Linked DNA regions of Homo sapiens: region 2 is linked to region 1. The links are chromatin contacts, found by Hi-C or POLR2A ChIA-PET in ENCODE. All regions are on one chromosome and are shown on one strand. Each heading gives the region's core, a stretch centred on a gene start or an enhancer-like site at or near the end of the contact. The rest is flanking DNA. Distances are from core to core; before and after follow the strand shown.

Region 1 (3,878 bases), core at 672-3,171:
TTTTATATTAATAGATGAGAAAAAGCCTGCAGAAGGAACATGATTAGACCAAGGTCACACACATGCCACAGCCAGGCTGACAAGTCTTCTGACCCATTGTCTAGTGGTTTTCCATTATAACACCTGTGCTCCATGTGTCAGGAATTTTCCAAAGCACTAGTGAGAACTCCATCAGAGACTGCATCCTACTGGAAAGGGCACAGGCTTTGGAGCTGGATAGATCTGGGTTTGAATATCTTGTTCTGCCACCTACGGGCGGGGTACATTAGGCAAGGAACCAAAGCTTTTGGGGACTTGTTTTTTCCTCTGTTATATGGCAAAAGTAACAAGAATACTTTATGGTTATTGTGGGTATTAAATTATATAACCTACATTAAAGTACCTGTTACACATATTATGTTTAATAAGTTATTATAAAAATCTGCTGTTCACAGAAAAATGTGATATGTGTAAATAATAACTTAAAATAGGTATTTCATTATTGGGTATTCTGAGCCTCTCTTGTTCAGTAGTATTTTCTTGAAGTCAGTATTAATATGTGAATTGAGTGAATTGTCTGGAAATGAATTACTGAAAGTTATTTATATCTTGATTGTGATTCATACATTTCCCTTTTCTTTATGGCTTTCCTCTGTACTTAGCTGCAGTGCATCTGCATCCTATCCAAGAACTTTTGTACAAGTTGAACTCACCCAAAGAAGACATTTGGAGAGTACTTGGGTTTGGCCCCTGCTTTTCATCTGGCTAAACACTATTAGATAAATCTAGAATATATAGTCTATGTAGAATATTATGTTTACATTTTTAGAAACTTTGGATTTTTAGTGTTTTTCTGAAACTTACTGAACTATGTGATGAACAGCTTCAGTGTGAAATTATACGTACTTGGTCTGAGTATAGGTAGAAGTTATGTTCAATATAAAGGGGCCCAGGACTGTTGTTAAAAGGAATAAGGACTACATTATTTAACTAGTAGTGTGGGGAGGTGGAATGAGTTAGGAAACAAAAGCTAAGATGGATTTAGCAAAGGCCAGAGCAAGAAAAGAAAGTTTAGGCTGGGCGTGGTGGCACATGCCTATAATCCTAGCGCTTTGGGAGGCCTTGGTGGGCGGAATGCCTGAGCTCAGGAGTTTGAGACCAGCTTGGGCAACGTGGTGAAACCCCATCTCTACTAAAAATACAAAAAATTAGTGGATATGATGACGTGCACCTGTAGTCCCAGCTACTCAGGAGGCTGAGGCAGGAGAATTGCTCGAACCAAGATGGCGCCACTGCACTCCAGCCTGGGCAACAGACTGAGACTCTGTTTCCCCCCCACGGCCCCCTCCCCCACAAAAAAGTTTAGAATCGTCGCAGGAGGTGACTCAGGGGAATTTCATTTAAGGGCCTCTCAAATTGCTTGGGTGTTGTTGGCTTACTGGAATGCCTTGAGTTTGAATTAGAGGGAAGGACCTTAAGGAACTAGACAGAATTTTGCTTCTCTATTAGAGGACCCTGGCTTAGGTTTTAAACGGAAGTTAAGTGCAATTAGAAAGAGGCACTATGTACCTAACACGTAGTGGATCCTTCATATGAAACCATTAATTGTCAGGGGACTTTGAGGCTCATATAATTTGGCCCATAATTATGGCTACATAAGTAAAAGCTGTGAACACTCTTAGGGTTTTTTTTAAATTGTTTTTTCAGTAAAGGTGAAAGTATAGCAGTGTTGGGAGGGGGTGTTCCTTGTGCCTATTTGTACACAATGTCTTAGATTAGATTAAGAGCCTTAGGCCAATGATTGCTTAAAGATAAAAAGCAGGCATGATTCTGGAGGGATATTGGATAATCAAATATGACCAGGAAATAGAAGGTCCTATTTTGCTGTATTTTGGGTTCATCCAGATGGGATCAGACCAGAGGAATTTGGCAAGCATTGAGACTCGCCACTTAGAACCACACTGAAATAGTTGTGGTGGCAAAAGAATTTCTCCGGGAGTCTTATTCCACTTGAGGCATAACAGCCAGAGATTCCTGGCCTTTGAGGGGAGAGTGCCAAAGTTGATGTATTTTAAAAACATCAACTGAGATCTATAAACCTACGAGAAATAGTTGAATTGGATGACACTGGGACTATGTGTTTCTGTACTTTTCTTACAGAAGACATACTATGAATACATGTGTCCTGGAATCTACTTTTAAAAATTAGTTCTATGCTCATATCCTCACATTGAGATTTAATGTATTTCAGTTTAATAAATGAGAACATATAAAATAATTTACCTGTAAGGACCTGTCTATGGGAACTTCTATATTCTGCTTGAAATTCTGACACATTAACCTGGCCATTTCCAAAAACTTTCTGGCAAGAGCTCTTCATGGACCTAATAATTGCTTTACTGTTTAATCATTCCCTGAGCCTTTTTATACTCTAGTAAACTGCATCTGTCACTAGATTTCATCACCATCTGTATTATTTATCCCTTGTAATCTGATATCTATCTCTATAATGCCCAATTGTATCCCCTTCAAGTGCCCACTTCATTGGCTTATATACATTAGGTTTTCAATAAATATTTTTATATAATGGTAAATGAAGAAGTTGTTCTTTATATTTTAAACAACTCTTACGGAAGGAGATTACAACACAGCTGGAAGGAATTATTGTGAGAGTGAAACATGGAACCAAAAAAGATAAAGCAAGGGAAATTAAAAAAAAAAAAAGAGCTTTATTGAGTTATAACTGACATCCAATAAACAGCACATATTTAGTCCAATTTGATGTTTTAACATATTTACATACCCATTAGATCATCACCACACTCAAGATAATTAACATGTCTTTTATCCTTAAATGTTTCTACATGACCTTTGCAATCCATGTCTCTTACCCTTCCTTACCTTACCCTCATAAGCAAAACACTGATCTGTTTTTGTCACAATAGATTATATTACATTTTCTAGAGTTCCTTATTAATGGATCATACAGTATAAACTCATTTTGGTCTTGCTTTTTTACTCCAATTTATTTTGAGATTCATCCATGTTGTTGCATGTATCAGTACTTCATTACTTTTTCCTGCAAAGTAGTTTTCCACTGTATGTATATACTACATTTGCTTATCCATTCATCTGTTGATGGATATTTTGGGTTCTTTCTAGTTTATGGCTATTACAAATAAATCTACTATGAACATTTGACTACAAATTTTTGAAAAGAGGTATGCTTTCTTTTTTATTGGGCAAATACCTAGGAGTGGAATCACTAGATTATAGGATTGCTGTATGTTCAGCTTTGTAAGAAACTGCCAAACTGTCTGTACCATTTTGCTTTCTCACCAGCAATGAATGAGAGTTCCTGTTGCTTCACATCCTTGCCAGCATTTGGCGATGTCATTGCTTTGGATTTTAGTCATTCTGATACAGATGTTCCCCAACTTACAATGGTTTGACTTACACTTTTTTGATTTTTCAATGGTGTGAAAGCAATATGCATGCAGTAGAAACTATACTTTAAATTTTGAATGTTGATCTTTTCCTGGGCTAGTGATATGTGTTACGATACTCTCTCGTGATACTGTGCAGTAACAGTAAGCCCCAAGTCCCAGTCAGCCATGTGGTCAAAGGGTAAACAATCAGTACTGTGCAGTGTACTCTTCAATAAATTGTATGAGTTATTTGGCACTTTATTATAACATAGGCTTTGCATTAGATGATTTTGTCCAACTGTAGGCTAATGGAAGTGTTCTGAGCATGTTTAAGATAGGCTAAGCCAAGTAAGATATGATGTTCTGTAGGTTAGGTATATTACATTTATTTTTGACTTATGAGTTTTCAATTTACAAAGAACTTATTGAGTCATAACCCCACTGTAAGTTGAGGAGGATCTGCAGGTGTGT
Region 2 (3,878 bases), core at 912-3,411, 45 kb after region 1:
AATCTTAAGACTTGAGGTATTAAACAGCAGAGAGATATGGTTAGGATCAAACTTCCTTTTCCTCACTATTTATTCCTTATAGAAAAAAAGCAACTACCCCTTCCCTTAAATTTATTATTATTATTATTATTTGTGATGGAGTTTCACTCTGTCACCCAGGCTGGAATGTTGTGGCATGATCTCGGCTCACTACAACCTCTGCCTCAGGGTTCAAGCAATTCTCCTGTCTCAGCCTCCTGAGTAACTGGGATTACAGGCACCCACCACCATGCCCGACTAATTTTTGTATTTTTAGTAGAGATTAGATTTCACGATGTTGATCAGGCTGGCCTTGAACTCCTGGCCTCAGATGATCCACCTGCCTTAGCCTCCCAAAGTGCTGGGATTACAGGCATGAGCCACTGCACCTGGCCTCCCTTAAATTTAAATTCCCTTAAATATTCCTTTTGAAAGATGCTTTTTACCATTGCTAAAGAAGTGGAATGATTTCAAATTAATTTCAAAATAATTTCAAATTAATTTCAAAATTCTCCCACTAAAAGTTGCTGACATATTAAAGGAAATGATATTTATGCATGTTTTCTAAAAGCTAGATGTAGAAAACTTGCTCGGAGTAATTTGATTCAACAAAAGAGTTTAGTAGTTTCCTTGAAAGATAATCCTGAAATCAATACCTTTAATTTACATTAGGCACTCAAAGAAAATAAACACATTTCCCTACTTAAAAGGCTGGTCCAGGTACTTTTTTTGTGCTAGAAAATCAAGGCTGAAATATCTTTACTTTGTATTGATTCAGATTTTAAATTGTTCTTTGAAAAGTATATATGGAAACAGATTTTTAAAAATGTATAAATAGATAAACATGTATAAGCAGAGTTTTAAATGTATAGAAAAACAGATTTAAAAAACATGTCCACCAAATGGACATCTTTTCCTACTATATTCAGTAACCTAAATGACCCTATCCCTTCTCAGCTTATCTTAATTTTAGTATACAGTTGCCCTTCTTCCATTAATTAATCAATAAGCTCATTCATTCACATAATCAGTCATTGTTGATGCCTGTTATATCCAAGGCACTCTATATTCTATATGCTTTATATTCTATGTACTCTATATTCTGGAGACATCAAGATGAAAAGTTCAGATTAAAATTTTCCTGACTCCATTTTTAAAAAGTTAGTTTTTACTTTTATGGTTAATTGTCTTAATTTAACAAGTGTCCATTTAGGATGTAATCTGTGCTCAGTACTGTTGTACATCATGATCTATATTCTCTCTAGAAGCTAGCATTTTATCCCATTGATTTAAATAATGTCTAATGAATTTTAAGTTCTTCATGTGGTTAGTGTTTTACATTTTATGAGTAATAATGAAATGGAAGATTCAAGCAAACTCCATTTTCCTGAGAAATATGCATCTCTTTATTTCCCAATGTTAATTATCTAAATGCTGTTAGTTAATGCTATATTACTACAAGCTTTTTTTTAAAAAAAGAGACAATATCCTTTCTTAAAAGAATGTTATAAATATAAAAAAGTACTTGTGTTAAATAAATGTTATTGTTCATTTTTAGAGAAATCGAGTGTTTTCTTGGCAGAGATGGGAGAAGAAATGTAATTGCTTAAATAATTAAGTATTCATGCTTGGAAACCCAACTTCTGTTGCAGGGTTAACATATGAACTGGTGATTAACTGACAAAAATTAAGCATATGTGTTTGGATCATGGTTTCTGTGGAGGCCATAGATTTGCTTTATGGAAACTTGAGCTTCTGTATAACAGAGTTTGAAACCATTACATGATCAGGTCATTTAGTAGGACAACCCAATAAAAGGTAACTTGAGGCCCCATGATAAGAAAGTGTCTAAGAACTAAGTGATATGGTTACTTACCAATTAAAATGAGAAAAGTCATACTCTTTTAGTTTTCATCTGTTATGGTCATGGGGAAAATATTTCTTTGAATTCGGTCCTGAACCCATCTGAGACTTGGGGAACATTAGCAGCTTCTCAGTGCATACTTTCTAGGGAAGGAGATAATGGAAGACCCTTTCTTCCTGTCTTCTGTGGTCTCTCTTGGGAGCCCAGGTCTTACTCAGAATAGGTTCTCATACTTAGAGGAAACTCAGATTGCTTTGGTCTTAGCCTGTAAATCAAAGGGTGAAGACTTTTTCTGTTTTCCTTAAGAGAGTTCTGCCCTCAGTAGAGGGCAGAGAAAGAATATGTGTCATTAATCACTTGAGAATTGTTTACAACTATAATCTAGAGAGCACTTACTTGCCCATGGCAGGCAGTAAAGTTACCTTGGTTGTGTAAGAATAACCTGAGTGGTTTACTCAGACTGTTCACAAATGTTTGGACATCATTCAAGGGCTGTCCAAGTCTGACTAGTTAGCTTTATGATATACTCAGATACACTCAGATTCACCTTTATACCATCCAATCACATTTAAAGGAGGGTGTTTCCTGAAATTGCAACATTACTGACTTCCCAGCCATGTGACATAGCTTTTCAGACTCTAAGTTAAATTTTAACCCAGACATCTCTCTTCAATTCAGGTCACCTACAGGCCAGACAAAGCCAAGGTCATGTATTGAGTGAATATAAGGAGTTTTGTTGGTTCTAATAACTGTAATGTTATTCACTGGTTGAAATACTATACCATGGTTAATCATAAGTTGCAGCTGTTGTGTCCTTTTATTTATGAGCCCTTAATCAAGAGGACACAGCAAGAGCCACTGTTTGAAAGGAGCCTTTCATGAGGTCTTCTCTTTGGGTGCTCCTTCTTGTTTCATTGTGAAAAGAAGAGAAGTTTATATTGCCTTGCAAAAGTTATTAAATAGTATATGTTGGCTTCTCTGAAAACAGATTTTTCTATTCCAAATTTGAAAGATCAAATTATAATCTTTATATTTCAGCTGATGATAATAGAAACACTAAGCCTGTGCTCTCCAAACAATGTCTTTTAATTGGTGCCAAGTTTGATTGAATCTCAATATCAGCCATCAGAAGTTATATGTTGGCTCTCTGAAAACAGACTTTCCTATCCAGAATTCAGGTTTTCTATTTGTGACAATATGTCTCTGCTGATGTTAAGGTAAACAGACCAGAGCTCTTTGTGCAGCCCTTTTTACTGGTCCTGAACCTGATGAATGAGATTTTAAATGTAAGTCAATCTCTCTCTCCTTTTTTAACTTTTTGGTTTTAAATCCTCCCTTATTTTATGAGAATTCATCTTATGAGTTACCCTTGTTAAAATATTGGCATATCCAGGAGTTTGAATAGGGTCATTTTCTGAATGGATTTTGGAATAATTACGTAAATTGATTTTTCTGATCAAGGAATTTAGTGATAGGTTATATTTTCAAATGTGTTGATTGTCAGCTTCATCCTAAATTGCAATGTAACACAAAAGCTGGTACACAGCTCTTTTCTTTGAGACACTCAAAATGTTTCCAAACTTTAAATTCATACTTTTTACTGATAACATTTTTGTGGATCTCATTCAGGTAAACTTTTCTTCTTCACTTGTTGATCCCGCGTGACCCCTCCAGCCACACAGGTTTCATGTGCTTCCCTGAATACAGCATGCACTTAGCACCCTTTATAGCCTGGATAGTGTTGTTACCCCAGACTAGAATTCTTTCCTCATCTCCATTACAATACTTGACATCCTTCAAGACAACACTCAAATGCTACTTATATCATTAAATTTCCTCCCTGATTTCTACTTGGACTTAAATGTTGCTCTTTGTACCACTTTATTTGACCTGTTGCTGAAGCACTTAGTTCACTGTACCTTGTATTTTAATTGATTTTGTACATGTTTTTTCCCTCAACAAGAAGCAAACTTATTGAGGTCTGGGACCATATCTT

What was found. A loop is a pair of places that touch in the nucleus more often than their neighbours do. ChIA-PET counts read pairs that join two places held with the same protein, here RNA polymerase II (POLR2A). Pooled maps may share reads with other maps.
Region 2: a map of prostate gland shows a loop between it and region 1 (5-fold over the local background). The contact joins two enhancer-like sites. A Hi-C loop is called at or near these places in 13 of 168 maps with a recorded cell type or tissue (Calu3, aorta, ascending aorta and 9 more), 2 of 37 single-sample maps with no recorded cell type and 13 of 50 pooled maps. POLR2A ChIA-PET finds 5 or more read pairs at or near these places in 5 of 52 experiments (A549, BJ, HEK293 and 2 more).

What each region holds. Positions count from the first base shown.
Region 1 is chr14:68,145,115-68,148,992 of GRCh38, forward strand. The region is part of intron 7 of RAD51B (RAD51 paralog B); the gene reads left to right. The region is part of intron 2 of LOC105370546 (a long non-coding RNA gene); the gene reads right to left. Among named protein-coding and RNA genes, the nearest start is that of RAD51B, 330 kb to the left of the region's middle. Within about 2 kb of position 1,922, at least 9 of the 41 ENCODE cell types and tissues checked have a DNase peak (open chromatin) inside an H3K27ac peak, as active enhancers do.
Region 2 is chr14:68,189,553-68,193,430 of GRCh38, forward strand. The region is part of intron 7 of RAD51B (RAD51 paralog B); the gene reads left to right. Among named protein-coding and RNA genes, the nearest start is that of RAD51B, 370 kb to the left of the region's middle. RefSeq lists an enhancer at 2,340-2,634. Within about 2 kb of position 2,162, at least 7 of the 41 ENCODE cell types and tissues checked have a DNase peak (open chromatin) inside an H3K27ac peak, as active enhancers do.